Linked DNA regions of Mus musculus: region 2 is linked to region 1. The links are chromatin loops, found by intact Hi-C in ENCODE. Cell type or tissue: heart. All regions are shown on one strand.

The links. Peaks named below come from ENCODE experiments on the same cell type or tissue, not always from the same donor. Only the 100,000 strongest peaks of a DNase experiment are listed, where the experiment ranks them.
Region 2: a loop joins it to region 1, with 2.5 times the contacts of the local background. A loop is called at or near these places in 4 of 42 quality-filtered maps.

The regions. Positions count from the first base shown.
Region 1 is chr1:165,631,429-165,639,428 of GRCm38, forward strand. It overlaps Mpzl1 (myelin protein zero-like 1), which reads right to left and starts at 3,113. Exons shown (of 6, transcript NM_001083897.1): 1 at 2,875-3,113. The coding sequence starts at 2,965. In heart, a CTCF peak has its summit at 3,334; a DNase peak (open chromatin) is centred at 3,173; H3K4me3 peaks cover 3,263 bases; H3K27ac peaks cover 2,840 bases.
Region 2 is chr1:166,150,431-166,158,430 of GRCm38, forward strand. Gpa33 (glycoprotein A33 (transmembrane)) reads left to right here. Exons shown (of 7, transcript NM_021610.2): 3 at 2,138-2,354; 4 at 7,083-7,238. Among named protein-coding and RNA genes, the nearest start is that of Gpa33, 24 kb to the left of the region's middle. In heart, a CTCF peak has its summit at 3,146 (motif pointing left); DNase peaks (open chromatin) are centred at 3,161 and 3,951; H3K4me3 peaks cover 765 bases; H3K27me3 peaks cover 3,548 bases.

The DNA.
Region 1 (8,000 bases):
GGCTGTTTCTCCAGGTCATTTTGCTTCAGGTAGCAGGTGAAGGAAGTCATGTTTGGTCAATAGGCAGAACAAGCAGCGCTTGAAATAAATCGCTACGTAAGTCAATAAGGCGTCAGTGCGTAATAGCTGGTCTTTTCGACCTTATTCTTCCTCTGCCTCGGTGCTGATTTATATCATCATCAGTAAAAAAATGCCAGGAAAGAATAAGCGTATAAAATAATCCCCAAGAGAGAGAATCTAAAGCAGAGTAACGCGGATGAGGGTGTGACCGGGTCAGCAGGTATGTAAACAACCTCACTCTGTGAGCAGCTCGCAAGAATTGTGAGTACTGGAACATCTCAGTCCAGTGTTCTTCACATTTAACACTAGTCTATACAGGTGAACATATACAGCACAGATGAGACTGTTAAGGGGAAGGAGAAAAGGGACGAGTTTTGATACAAGATCAAAATACAGACTGGACCACACTGGTTATTTGTAGAGTTTAATTTACTTTCTAAATAGCAGGCCTCTGCCCTGGAAAGCTAAAGTCTAGGACAAGATCCTAATCAAGTTTCAAGGCTGAGCGCTTCCATACTTAGAATGTAACTGTCAGCAGCTTGCAACACTAACAAGTTGTTGGACCACCTTGCTGGAGAGACGTAAGCCCAGATAATGACTGGTCAATGGTGGGTGAGCCACAACCCTGACCTGAACTGCTTAGACTTGCATGTGTCTCTGGCCCTCTATTTAAACTTTAAACTTTCAGGACCCTGGGGATGGCTGGAATTGAGTCACTGGATCTCCGTGTGTCTTCCCAACGTGGCCACACTGAATAAATCTCCACTGAAAATGTTCTTTCTTTTTTTTTCTTTTTTTGTTTTCTTTTTTTTGTTTTGTTTTGTTTTAACTATTGATTTGACTGTTTTGACTTCTCAAGAACCTGCAGTCTTAGGGTAAAGAATGTGACCCCACGTGACCCCACGTTCCGTGAGTTTCAAGTACTTAACATCTAAGAGGTGCGGATAGATACTTGCTAAGTAACTGAACAGAACTTGAGAGGCTATTCTGGATGAGATCAGTGGTGTGTTCCTGCAGGTCCCAGGCTCCTGGAGGCTGAAGCAGGACTGCTTGAGCCCAGGAGTTGAAGGCCAGTCTAGGCAACACGGTGAAAAGAAACCCCAAAAACAGAAAAGTCAGGTGTGGTATACACCTTTAATCCAGCCCTTGGGAGGCAGAGTCAGGACGATGCCCAGTTCAAGAACAGCCTGTGATAAAACAGTGAGATGCTGTCTCAGAATGTTTTGTAAAAGATGAGCCCTTATGTGTAGTTCCTTCAAATCAGCCCAGACTGGCCTCCAACTCATGTCAATCCCCCTGTCCCAACCACTCAAGTGCTGGGATTTCAGGTGTAAGCCATCATACCTGGCTTCTAAAAAAAAAAGAAGAAGAAGAATGGTTTCTTTTATAGCAGAGCAGGTGACATTTCATTCATAACACAGTCCCTGCTTCTGCAGCTTTTAACACCCTGAATTTAAGATCACTCTGACCGCCCTGTCCCCAACGGCAATGTCTGACATCACACAATTCAGCCCACAATCAGTCTGATAAAGTGGAGTTTGGGTCTGTTCTGTGTTCCTTTGCTTAAACACAAATACAGCCGGCACCAATAGAAAAAAAAATGGCAAAAACAAACAAACAAACAAACAAACAAAAACCCACGCCTTTTCTGTTTCCTTAGGAGAAACAGGAAAACAAAAACAAAAACAAAACAGATCCCATCTGATACATAAAAAAAAAAAAAAAAAAAAAGAATCTTGTCCATTTTCACCTCCAAGCTATTAACTAGGAGCTTAAATGAAAGCTGGAAATCCAACAGAATCTCACCTATACTCCTGGTTCGAGAGACTACTACATTAAGAACTTTTGCACGAAAGAAAGTACTGAGTAATGGATTTTGAACAAATTACATTTTACACAACAAAAGAATGAGTGGGAGGAACCCCCTCCGTGTTTTCTTAGGAGTTCGACCTCTCGGTAACCACTACTTAGCTGAATTCTGAGACAGAAACAAGTACTTTACTTTGAACAACACACAAAAAAAGTCCTGGGGCAGACACTACTTCAGACGCCCCATAAAACAACTCGTCCAAGACGTCATATAAACCGAGCCGGAGCCTTTATCAAAAACTTAAGCCTGGTTTATTTGGTAAGGGCCTGAGAGGGGGGCTTTTAAAATCAAAGTAAAAGCATGCTTTGTAAATGTTCGTCTTGTCAAACTATCTTGCCCATGTTTACCATTAATACGAATTCGACCGAATTCTTTCAAGCCTTTGCATTCTAGGCTAGAAGTAACGTAAATTTCGCCTCTGTGATTTACAGACCCCAGAGATGAAATAAATGAGAGTCTGAGTTTTCAATCATAGAGCCTTAAGAATTGATCTGAGCGCATTCGAAATAGATCTTACCAGGTAAAGGAAAAACACTGGTTTAAACAAGGAAATAAACCAACAAAGGCCCACAGGTGAAAAATCCTGCAATCTTCCGCCATCTCCCAAAGGTGGAGAACATCAATTCCAGAGTCGGACTCCCGGGAGGTCCTGGGCAACTCAGAATCGCCAGGAGGCGACCGCAGGGGACTGGGCGTGAGTGGGCTCCTGGGACTGTCCCCAGGGAGCTGCAAGGTAGGGAGCTCCCTCACCCCTCCCCGCCCCACCCCCCTCGCCCTCTACGCAAAGGGATCCAAAGAAAGAGGTTCCTCGGCTCCCGGCCGCGCTCCCCGGGCGGCGTGCCCAGGCCCCAGAGCTCGCAGGCCGCGCCCCCTCCCCTCCGAGGCGCCCCGAGCGCGCGCACGGCCGCGGAGCCCCCGCCCGACCCCGGCTCGGCATCACTCACACAGCCCGAGCATCGCGGCTAGCACCGACCACAGCCAGCGCCGGCGGGCCGGGGCCGCAATCAGTGCCACGGCTCCGACGGCCTCTGCCATCCTGCTCCCGCCGCTCCGTTCCGCCCGGCTTCCCGCTGCGGTCGGCTGGCTTGCCTTAGACCACACAGCTCTGTCCGGATCGCGGCTGCGAGCGCGAGGACACCTCCACGCCACCGCTCCCCGCTCCCGGCCCCAGTGGCCAACCGCCAGCCTTCTGCCCAGCTCCAGCCCCTGTGCCCGCCCCACTGCTCGCTCATTGGTCCTCCTGGCAACCTGGGAAAGAAGCCATTGGACAACTCGACTCCCTGTCAGCCCCCTCGGGCAAGGCCCCGCCCTCCGGGCCCCGCCCTTGGTGTGATCTGTGCAGCATGCCCGCGTACTGTGCCTCTGCAGCCGCATTACTTTGAGCCTGCCTGCGTGGCTGGTCGTGGGGCTGCCCTCCGGCCCACCGCCGCCAGAGGCTGCCCTCCTCTCTGAGGGGCCAGTCCCACAGTTCTCTTAATGTCCCTCCCCGCGGTCTCTTCCAAGTCCGGATATCATTTCCGACTAGGATCTGCTTGGTTACTCCTGGCCTCACTCACCTAAAGAAAAGCAATTAATTTAGGGACCGGGTGGGGGAGGGGAGGAGTGAAGTGAAGAGAGAGGTGAGGAAAGACTTCCATTCAGTGGTCGAGATAGAAAAAGACCCACCATCTCTTTGACCTTTGCCGAGTATCTGTCTTTGCCTGAACTGGATCATTTGCGTTGCAACATGAGAAGTCTCCATCTTGCCCTAACCTCTGAGCAGGCCCTTTTTTGGCTTTTCAGAGGACAGGAAAGGAATAGGAATTGGAACTCTTTCCCGCCACCTAGATAACCAGTGACTGCACTTACTGTTTGTTTAGCATATCAACGTCCCTCGGCCTATAGATGAAAAGTTAGGACGGAGGCGGTGCCTTACTTCAATTCTGAAAAGTGCCGGCTGCTACTAGTTACCCAGCAAACCCTAAAGAGAGGGAGGATTCTGAGAATGGTCTTCAAAGGGGGAAAAAGGAGGGACCAGACACAAAACAGATTAGAGTGAACGAAGAACGGGAAAATCCAAGTGAGAGTTTGGAGGAGGAAAACAAGTTTTAGGAACAAGACTATAATAGGCGGAGCGTAGTCCAGTAGACCAAAACGCGGCCTCTCCTTTCAGGATTTTGTCAAAAGCCAGTCTTAACAGTGTCCTTCCGATGTTTCCAGTGGCCTAGCCCCTTAACCTTGCAGTAGAGCAAGTTCCTAATTACTAGGCAATTGGAGAAAACCAAGAATGCATATCGCAGCTATTTTGCCTTCCGGTTAGCAGGTCCTGCCCATCGGTGGCACTTTACTTTCAAGGAGCACACATTGGAGTTTTAATAACCAAGAGTTTAGCAGGAAAGTAGAAAGGGCAAGCTGTGGAGGAGTCTGAGAAAGAAGGACTGTCTCAAGTTTGAGGCCAGCCAGCCTAGGCTGCATCAGGAGTTCTAAGGCAGCCTGTGCCACACAGTGTAGACTACCCTGTGAGACTCTTAAAACTTTTTTTTTTTTTTTGTGGCCATCCTTAGGTTATCCTGTGGGCAACAGAAGGGGAGTGGCCACGAAGTCAGATCTGTACTGAGGAGAGCACCTCATGTCTTTAATCCCACCCTCAGGAGACAGAAACAGGGGGCCTTTGAGAGTTTGTTCTACATAGTGATTCTAGGTCTGACAGGATTACTTAGTGAGACCCTGTCTCAGGGGTGGGGGTGGGGAGGAGGCACGGAGGAGCATGCTCAGGCTCATAACATAGGTATCACAGAAGGAAGGCAGCATTGAGAAGTGGTTCAGAAAAAGATCGATGTAGGAAATAGAATCAAGAAAAAGAGTTCTAATTCCTAGACTGTCAACCTTGCCTTTAGGATCAGTTTCTACGGCCTTTTCAGCCAGCTCCTTCCTCCAGGTGAGCGCCTCAGTCCACAGCAGATGACATCTCAGTCATCTACCAGGACCGGTTGTCTAACATCTCCATGATCCGGGGGATTTTGGTCAGGCTGTGCCTCCAGGTCTCAGAGATCTAGACGGTCAGTAGGATAGAGGCTAGCACTGGTGACTTACTGATGAACGGGCTTCTGAAGGACAGAGGTCAAAGGTGCAAAAAGCACAATAATGACAGGTGAGGGTCAGAGGTTAAAGGTGCATTGGCAAGGGAGCGTCATCCACACGGGAGACCAAAGGCCAAAAGCAAGTACATCAAAGATGGGGCTAACACACTCAGAGGCAGACTTGAGGCAAACCTGAAGACCAGAAGCAAGAAAAAGTAAGGCCCCGTATGACCGGGCCACAGAACAAATCAAGTATACCCTGATCAATTTCAAAAGCTACCGGGTTTAGTAAAAACATGAATCCTATTGGCTCGGTTGGTGTTCCGGTCTATGTGACCCCAGGCAGGACTTTCTTTAAGGATGGTTTAGAAAATGAAAAAATGCTAACATCTCGAGCAATTCTATTGGCTCTGCTGCCAGCCATCATAACTGGCTACTGCTTGTGATCCATATAACACCAGAACCCAAGACAAATATGGCTGACATCTTCTTGTGCTATAGTTTAGTTTTACTGTGATTTATTTAGAGATAGAGATGTGTAACATATATACATATATTATGTGTGTATGTATGTATGTATGTATGTATATAATCATGATGTGTATATTGTCTAAAAAATAAAGCATATTTAAACTAAAAATAAAATGTTACCACAATGGCGCACGCCTTTAATCCCAGCACTCGGAAGGCAGAGGCAGTCAAATTTCTGAATTCAAGGCCAGCATGGTCTACAAAGTGAGTTCCAGGACAGCCAGGGCTACACAGAGAAACCCTGTCTCGAAAAAACAACAACAACAAAAAATGTTGCCATGAAAGAATGAAATTCTGTGGGTAGGGGCAGAAACATGTTCTGAACTCTGAATGGATGACCAACCATTAGACCCAAAGATGACTCCAAGCACTGGTGCTATGGCACATCCAGTGAAGCCACTGGCCACCAAGCCAGATGACGACTTTAGACCCTAGAACTGACTGACAGGGTGGAAGGGGATGATAAATTCCTACAAGCTGTTCTGTGACCTCCATACACACACACACACACACACACTAAATAAATAAATAAATAAATAAATGTAACTTTTTAAAAAATTATGGATCCAAGGTGTGATGGTTTGAATGAAAATGGCTCATGTGTTTGAATACTTAGCCAAATTGCTTGAGAAGGATTAAAAGGCGTGGCCTTACTGGAGGAGAAGTGCCACTGGGGGTGGGCTTTGAGGCTTCAAAAGCCCACGCTAAGTTGCCTTGGTCATGGCATCTCTTCACAGTAAGGTAACTAAGACCCTGGGCCACCCTGAAAAAGGTTTGCCTGAGCAAAATTAGTTTCATTAACAGTCCTGTAGAAAAGAATGCCTTAGTAAAATATCTCTGATCTAGAAGAGATATTTTTGCTAGAAAGATTTGAAAGTCTGGAAATTGAGGTTTTAGTTTTTTCTGAACCTAGAGACAGAAAATGAGAATTGAGGTAATAAGGTCCTGGGGAGGGGGTAGTAATTATTAAAGGAAACAAGGAGATAAGATAGGGGCAGGGACAGAGGTCCAGCTGTATGCCATTACCCACTGCAGCCTGGGAACTTTCCTTTAGTTTTCTTTTTCTTTTCTTTTCTTTTCTTTTTTTTTTTTCGAGACAGGGTTTCTCTGTGTAGCCCTGGCTGTCCTGGAACTCACTCTGTAGACCAGGCTGGCCTCGAACTCAGAAATCCACCTGCTTCTGCCTCCCAAGTGCTGGGATTAAAGGTCCTTTAGTTTTTAGGAACCTCATTTAGGTAAAACAGTACCCTGGCTTCACCACAGCAAAGAATTTGAAGATGAGCCTGAACGAATAGGAGCTGGAGTTCGTGAAAAGACATCCGAACGTAGATTTTTAAGCACTAAGTTATGAGGAAGAGACACTCAGGAAGACAGATGTGTGTGTTTCTCAAAGAGCCGGCCACTCTTCCATTGCCTTTCAGACAGCTACAGATAGGATTCAGGTGAGTTTCTGAAGCCATTGTCTCCCAAAGATTGTAAATAAGTTAGCTTTCTAAATAAGTTACATGCATTTATTTGCGTGTGTAGGGAGCGGCACACAGGTGGGAGTCAGAGGACAAGTCTAAGGGAGTTGTTTCTCTGCTACCTTGTGAGTTCAGGACACACTGTCAGGCTCCGGGGCCAGCACCCTTACCTGCTAAACCATCAAAGGCCCTTGCTAAAGAGGTTAATAAATGAGACCACAGGGCAGTTCCTGCTTCTGACGGAATTATGATTGACATGGCAAACAGATAAATTACTGAGACACAGGAAGTTGGGGTATCTTATTGTAAATTAAATTAGGAGCTGGAGAGATGCAGTCCAAATTTGATTCTTAGTACCCACTGGAGACAGCTTATGACTCCAGCTTCAGGACAGATGGGACCAAGGATCCACAAATGTGTACATACACACACTCCATCACCATCACCACCGCCGCCGCCACCGTTGTCATCGTTGTTGTCATCATCATCGTTGCTATCATCATCATCGTTGCTGTCGTCCCCACAATTTTATAACCAAACCAAACCAAACCAAACAGGGACAACGATGTTGTAGAGTTAACAGCCTTATTTGCAAGATTCTATCAAATGGTAGAGAAATGAGGGCCTGCCCAAGGTCATGTTCAGGCCATAAGCCTGGTTCACTGCAATTTTAAGGAAGAATATCATATATACAAGAACTATTATAGACATAATTTTGATTTTGGTTGTGAGCTTATCTCTCCAGAATATATACGTATATATATATATATTTTTAAAGTACCTTTAGTTGATAACCTCCCTAGAAAACATATTGGGATTCTCGCTTCAGAATCTGGATTAAGCTCTGTTTTCTTTCCACAGCCTCACAGTTCTCCCTCTTTCTATCCTGCTCCTGATGGATATGCCTCTAGGCATAGCGCTCCGTGTGGCTGGGATAAAATGTCCCTCCAGCTTCAGACTCCCTGAACACTAAAACCATCCACATCCTGTTTCACAAGGACTTCATCCTAAGGAAGG
Region 2 (8,000 bases), 520 kb after region 1:
CTGCACATAAACAGAACACAAACTTTTTGTCTAAAGCACTCTCCTCGTGTCTTAACTCTGTTGGGAAGGATACCGGCAAACATTCGTGCCTAAGCCCTAAATCTGGGACTAGCTGCTCTCTAACTCTGCATCTTGGTCCCACAATTTCATGTGTCCCCCGTTTTCTTGCCCCTCCAACTCATTTTTGTCTCTGTGTGTTGCCACAACCCGATTTGACAATAATCATGGTTTTTCACTCTTTTTCTTTTTCTAAGTTAAAGACTTCATTTAATTATTTATCAGGGTGAGTATGTAGAAGTAAGATGGCAGCTTTCCCTCTTTCCTGGGACTTGAACTCAGATTGTCAGGTTTGGTGGCAAGTGTCTTTACCCACTGAGCCATCTCTCCAGCCCCTCCTGGTTACCTCTTAACTTGTCCCTTTTCATCTGTGCTCTGGAAAAAGAGCTAACCCCCAAAATACAGAATTCTGGAGTCAGGGATGCTGCTGGACAGTAGAGTTCTTGCCTCGCATGTGGAAGGACCGAGCGAGGTTCGCTCCACAGTCTCAAGCATCAGCAAAAGGCAAAGTACGTTATTGCTTTGGAGGTGAACTGTGAACTACTTAGTGTTGCAGAGTGTCTCAGATGTGACTCGGTAGAATCTGCAGCGTTCAGGCTCTGAGCCAGAGTTGCCAAGATCATCTCAGCCCTGCTAGTCACTTAAACATGTCAACTTGGAGAACATACTTAATCTGCCTCGTGGTATCCCTGTTTCCTCCCGTGTAAAATGGTGGGTGTGATCATAAGGTCTACTGCATACGAGTGTGTGGGTTAGATGCGATAACAAGTATCCAGTCCTTGGAACAGTGCGCAGCATAATGACATACATATCGTAAATAGTAGTTATGGCCTTTATTGTCCAAGCTCGGCTCTCGCCAATCTGTCACTACTCACACTGTGCCCCTTGGGGTTGTCACTGCCGATTTCTGCTGTTTGTTTTTTTTTCCTTTGCCTCCAATGTCTAACATATCACACACGCTGCTCCAGCCTTCTAGCTTTTTATGCGATTAATGCACAGCTGCCTTTCGAGATTCAAAGCAGCTATCAGCCTTCGTAGGAATCGTCCCCCAAGTGGCCAGTCTATGTTATAATCATGAGATACCCTGGTTGCTTGGTTTCAAACTCACTTTTGAGGGAAGAACTCACGGGTTGTATGCCCTGGACATGGTGGACCGACATAATGGCTAGTCACGGTAGAAACAACGCCAGGCAGACCCCAACTGCTCTGCCTGTATTATCAGCTTTAGCTCTCAGCACAATCTTAGGAGATGTATTATCATCAACATCTCCATTTTGTAGTGAGAAAAGAGAGTCTCAGAGCGGCCAAGGCCATTCAGCTAGCAGCAGGGTGAGGATTTGACTGAGGCAGCCTGGTCTGTGCCTGTGGTCTAAGCTGTTAATGTGCTGCCTCGTCAACACCAACGAATAAATAAATAAACAACTTCCAAGGGCAATAGTCAGAACCAAGTGAGCTGGAACTCAGTGGTTAACTAGTGTGGTACCTGGCTTATGGTGGTGCACTGTGGGTGTTGGATGAAGGAAGGGATGGGTGAGAATAAACCATGGGCTGAGAGGGAACCAAGGAGAGAGAGGCTGGTCACAAATGTGAGTGCTGGGATCCGAGCCAGCCTCATTTACACACCGGTATTCCAGGGTGTGTGCTTCTGTGCACACTGGTCTCCCAGGGTGTGTGCCTCGGTGCTGTTTTGTGCTTTTCCTTTGAGTCAGTGTGTCATGCCTCCCAGATTGGCTTAGAACTTGCTACATAGCCAAGGACGACTTTGAACTTTTCCCTCCCTTCACCTCTGGAATGCTGGGATGATCGGCACGCGCCGCAACACCAAGTTTACACGGCACTGGGATCAAATCCAGGCCTTTACGTGTGGTAGGCAAGTACTACCAGCTAAACTACAACCCCAGTCCCTAAAGCTCAAAAGCAAATCTTTAAAAGTCTAAAGTTATCTAGCTAGATAACAAGAGGAATCTACCAGCAGGTACTGCCCTTCTGTTTGACATGTTGTTGGTTTGCTCTGGGGGACGAAGATTGAGTCAGGGCAGGTCTACACCAGGTCCTGACAGACATTTCCTCTTTCTCTCAGGAAAGAGTGGTCACCTGGAATTTTGTGACAAAGAAATACATCTATGGGAACCGTTATGAGAATCGAGTGAGAGTATCTAACGATGCTGAGTTGTCAAATGCCTCTATCACCATCGACCAGCTGACCATGGACGACAATGGCACCTACGAGTGCTCCGTGTCACTGATGTCGGACCAGGATGTCAACGCCAAGTCTCGAGTCCGCCTCTTGGTCCTTGGTGAGTGTCTCTGTCTTTTCCTGTGGGAGGAGGGTGGGCAGAGAGGCGCTGTCAGCAGCAGAGCCATGGTTCTGTCTCTCCCTCTGTCTCTCAAATGCTCTCCGGGGGTTCTCGGTGGCTAGCAGGGTGTTTCTGAGGGCAGAGGTGTGGCTTTGGAGTCACCCCTTGCTCCCGTTGCTCGTTGCCCTCCATACCAACTCTTCTTTCCCCTTCCAAACTCATTACTGAAAAGAAGTGAAGGGGATCCCCCAAGCAATACACGGGTTCTCATCTTGTGTGGCACTCACAGGGCCAATCGTGACCCCCATAGGTGACTCTTTCCCTGCTCTCAACTCTGTTCCACACCAGTTTTTCCACCCTTCCTCTAACAAAGGCACAGTCGCCAACCAATGGGAAGTATGTCCCAGGATAGCATCCTTTTCACAGGAGAATTTGTTGGAATTTATAGTTTTGGAGAGGCGAGGAAACTCATCTGCTTTAATTTCTGAGTAGGTGAGGCCCACAGGAAGTAATTGCCTCAAACCAGTTACTGGGATTGCTTTAATGAGAATCTAGTCTATGTGCAGTGTGAGCAAGGCCCCACTTCTGGGAGGTAGCATCTCTGTGCATCAAAACAGAGGATCCTTTTTCCTCTTTTTCCTTTACACTACTTGGCAGAAGCTCTTTTAAATTGTATGTGGTAGTTGTTGGACTCATAGAAAGCCTTATAGCGTGTCAGACTACACTGCGGTTATCAACTAATGCTGCCTAAAGAATAGGCAAGACCTCTTCCACCCCGCCACCATGTGGCAACCAGTGGTAATGCAGGCAGGCGTCTTAGACTTCGCCCGGCGTTCTCCCAACGCACACCACACACTCAGACACTTTGCTCTTTCCTGTGAAGACGTGAGATATTATAAAGCACTTAGCAAGTTGCTTCTTGACAGCGCACCGTGAACACCTCAGGTTTCAACGCTTTTTTTTAGCTCTTGTTTGAACAAGCAATACTACAATATACCCCTTTATCTCACTTTGTGTAGAGGTATGAATAAAAATCATAAGTTATATATACATATGAGGATTATATATACACAGACTTGTATAACATTTGGGTTCTTTAAATACCTGGCCTGCCTTTTTTGACAGAGGATTTCAAACAAATGGCAAGAATCGGTGTAAATCTGAAACCTGATTCTGCTGGTCCTCCAACCAAACTCCGGCCCGTACATCAAGGACCACCTACTTTTAAAGACAATCAGATTAACCCGAAGAGTTAAGGCTACACGTTTAATATGAGAGTATGGAATTCGTTGAAACTAACCTCTTGCTTTAAAAAAAATTACATGTTAATAAACCCAGCAATATTCTTTGTGAAAAGTTTTCTTTCTCGGTGTCTATATAACTAGATAATTTTTACAAGAGAATGACTTTAATTATACGGGGCGGCTCATTCTGGGGAGGCTAGCAGGAAACTCCGACCTTAGCCCCGGGGAGCTAGCCTTGTCTAGCTCACCTGCAGGAAGCCCCTAAGTCAGAAGACTCAGCAGCCTGTGCGGCAGGTGTTAAATCCTTGTCCTGGCCTCTGGCGCCCCCTGACGTCTTCAAAGGGAACAGACGGCATCTGAGAGGCTTTGAAGCCTAACACATCCCCTCCCACCCTCCATGGCCTCTCCCTCAGTAATTACTCAGGTAACCTTCTGTTTGTAAAACAGGCCACGTGAGAACAAGACCCTCTCCCTTGTGAGTTTCTGCTCCCTCGCCAGTCCTCTTGGCTCCCGCCCGCGGGCTCTTTAAACTAGATCTAACTCGAGATCCCGGCTGTTTGTGATTGGGGCGCTGAAGATCTGGAGAGAGAGGGCCCGGGTGTGCCTGGCACAGGGCCCGCAGGAAGTTTAGAGCCTGTGGTCAAGGGCCTGGAGCGAAAGATCTCGACTCAGTCCTCTTGAAAGCATATCTCTCTTGCTGGCCATCACCCTGGCGGGCAGTTTCTGGAGTTCCTGTTCAGACCACACCCAAGGAGTGGATGAAGCAGGTGCTAGTTTTCCAAACAGGCGCCTTTGCCTTTTACGCCTCAGCAGTTGGTCTCTGGCACTTTCCTTCCCACTTCTGTCTGTATCCGACAACTCCACCCCGCCCCGACCAACCAACCAACCAACCAACCAACCAACCAACCAACCAACCAAAAACTAGCTTGGGGGGTGGGTGGTGTCCCTCTGCTATTCCACCACTTAGTCTAATGAGTGTATGGGAGTTTGCCGCTGCGCCTCCTGCTAAAGGCATGCCTGAGAGTGAGGTTGGCTAGGTAAGGGCCCTGCAAGGTTCTGGTGTGCGGCCCAGGAGGGAGAGAGAACCACAGCAGGAAGGAATGCTCAGAGGGTAGGTTCGCCTCCCCTTCACCGCCAGTCTCAGGTCTGCTAACTCCCGGGCGGGCGGGCAGGATGCTGCAGGAGCCTAAGTAGCCAACCTCTGGCAGGTGTTCTGCTCACCTGCTCCTGCAGGCTGGCCTTTGATCCTCAGGAGCTAGGGTTTTGTTTGGCGATTCGGGAGTGCCTCTAATGTGTCCCCGTGGTTGGTGGTTACCATCCGCCCCATACCTGGCTGGCCCAGCTGTGTCAGCAGATGCAAGGCACTCTTAATAATAGCCTGCTTATTTCCAAGAAGAAATTATGCAGCTGCTGGAGTGGAAGAGAGGAGTCGGGGACAATTCCTCTGACAACTTCCAGGTGGGTTAAGACTGGCATTAACCCTCAAGATGGGTGACCATGTGCCTGAACTGGGCATGCAAGCCATCCAAAATGGCATGTGACAAAGGTAGAAGGGTCGGAGGACCTCAGAGACAACTTCCTCCACCAAGTGCTCTCCCTTCCTCGCCCCTAACGATGCTTCCTGGAGTCTCATGGATTCTTCCTGCTTCTTGCCTCTGAGCCTTTGCACATGTTGTTCCTCTGTTCGGCATGCTTGTCTCTGCTCTAATTCCTGTCACCTCCTTCACCATGGTGACCTTCAGGCCACAGCCCAGAATTATGCATTGGGTCATGGTTCTCTGGCCCAGAAGTCCCATCTCCTGCTCTGCCATTGTTTCGTTGTCTTCTGTACCCCCACTAGATTCCTTGACTGACTCAGAGTGCCACCATAGTACCCAGAACTGTTAGGCAGAACCTAATAACGTCTACAGAGCCACCCACTCCACCCAACGTGACATTGACAAGGTTGAGGAAAAGTCACAGGCTTGGAGTCTCAAGAAGCTAGTGCGGATGCTTTGCAGTGGCTGCTGGGATTTATAAACCCCTGCCTTTGGTATTCCTTGGTCACCTCTGCCCACTCCCATGTCTTCAGTCACATTCTTCACCCAGTGGGGAAGCTCTGCACTACCTGGGGTCCCGTTGATTGCATTTTTAATAAAATAAATAATAAAAGAAAATTAACTATAAATTATAAATAAATATTGTAAACAAATATATTATAAATAAATTATAAATTACAAATAAATTAATAAAATAAATAAAAATAAAATGCAAAGTAGGGGAGAGGGCAATGGTGGATCCACAGAGAACAGTCCCAAGAAGCAGAGGGATACAGAGATCGTCTAGCCTAGGGTGAGGAACCCAGGCTGGCGTCAGCCCACAACCTGCCTGCCCTATGGTTCCAAGGCATTATTAAAACCAGAAGGGAGGGAGGAGCTGTCCAGGGGGAGTGACTCGGATGGGGGTGGGGTGGGGGAGAAACCATGATCAATATACATTGCATACATGTATGAAGATTTCAAAGAATAAAAATATATTCTACATGCCTCCAAAAGAAAAAAAACAGCATTGGAAATAATATACCTATAAATCCCATATGGCCTCCTACAGGGGCTTGCTGTCCCCTGACTTTACAGATCAGGAACACGGGGACCCTGGCTGAGTTAGGAGCAGAAAGAGCTCACCTGGGACAATAGAGCAAACACTGGGTCTGGAGTCAGGAAACCTTGGTTCTAGTCCCACATCTCCCAGAGCCCAAGAACAAGTGTCCCTTCTGTCTGTGTGCTCCAGTGGCCCCCATCTGTATAACAGCTACGTTGATCATGTTCAAACACCCAAGAGTTCATAGAACACAAGAAGCCACTATCAACCAGCCCGTGGTGACTCTTTCCCTGGGGAGATTCAAACAAACTCTTTAGGACACAAAAGACAAACCGAAGTGTTTCTATGGAAGCTCAGCCTGGAGAACTCCCAGTGTTTATATGCAAAGCTTAGGCGAGCCCACCACAAGCCACGGTGCTTGAATCTCATCTCAGTGTGGACAAATTTCCATCGCTGTATAGATGGACAACTCCCACTTCAAATGCATCCCACACTCCGTGTACTTCAGCATCTTCTGAGACAAGACCAGGAACAGTTAGAACATGATTACTTACAAATGGCCAATTGGTATATGACAGAGTGGCTGGCATCTCAGGTGAGAGACTTCAATACCCTCCCCAGCAGCAGCCAGTGAGACCAGCCTTGAAAGTCTCTGATAGGTCCTCACAGGTTTTCTGATGAAGTTGCTACTGTTAGGCTGGGAGGAGCTGCTGTGTAGCACAGCCTGTGGGGCCGCCTCTTAGAGAGGGTGCTATGACAGCAGGTATTTGGGGATGAATTAGCTTTATAATATTAAATCTCTCTCTCTCTCTCTCTCTTCCTCCATAGATTGAGAGATATCGGGATGGGTAGTATCTGTCTCCAGGCGACTCAGGTCTCTCTTTGTGGTCCCTTTCTTTCACAGTTCCACCCTCCAAGCCAGACTGCAGCATCCAAGGGGAGATGGTGATCGGGAACAACATCCAGCTGACATGCCACTCTGCAGAGGGCTCTCCGAGCCCACAATACAGCTGGAAGAGTTACAACGCCCAGAACCAGCAGCGGCCCCTCACCCAGCCAGGTGAGGGGGCAGCAGGAAGGCCGTGTATCCCACATAACGGGGCACTTGACTGCGTGGGGTTGCTAGAGAGACAAAGGCTGACCAACCAGTCCTACTAACACAGCCCCGCCCTTGAGCTACCTCGGACCGTCCCTCCGAGTATTGGTTTTCCATACAAAAGCCTGTACACCCCACTTCACAGCTGTCAAGGACAGCAGTGGTTCCCAGAAGCGTAGAGCAGGCGATGGTAGAGGTCACGTGACTTCTGTTCTTCCCACCCTCCATCCTCTGGAGGAAGTGAATCCCGCTAAGCATTCTGTGCAAAACACCGGGGCTTGTTCTTTTAAGCTTTATTATAGCCTAAAACCCACTTTCGAGGTGGGGAATTTCCTAGCCCCACTTCCCATCCACACCAGTGCGTCCCAGACACCACCATGAACACAACATGGGCTGTTAGGGGCCCCGTCCTCAGGCAGGCTACGGCCGATTTAGCTGTGGTTGCCAAGAGACCCATTTTGTACTGGTCACCTAATAGTTGACCTTTGATCAGGAAATAAACAAGATACAGAAGGAGGTTAGGGGAGAAAGAAGAGGAGAGAGGGGCAGCGCTGGGACCATGTAAACACTCAGCTGCCATTATGGCTGCTGGAGTGGAAATCGCCTAGGCTCTCAGTGTGCGCACCAGCTGCTGCGGCTGCACCAGTGAACCGAGGTGTGTCCATCAGTTTTACCTTTGAGGTCGTTCAGTGCTGCGTGTGTAGAAATGGGATAAGGAGGTGAGAG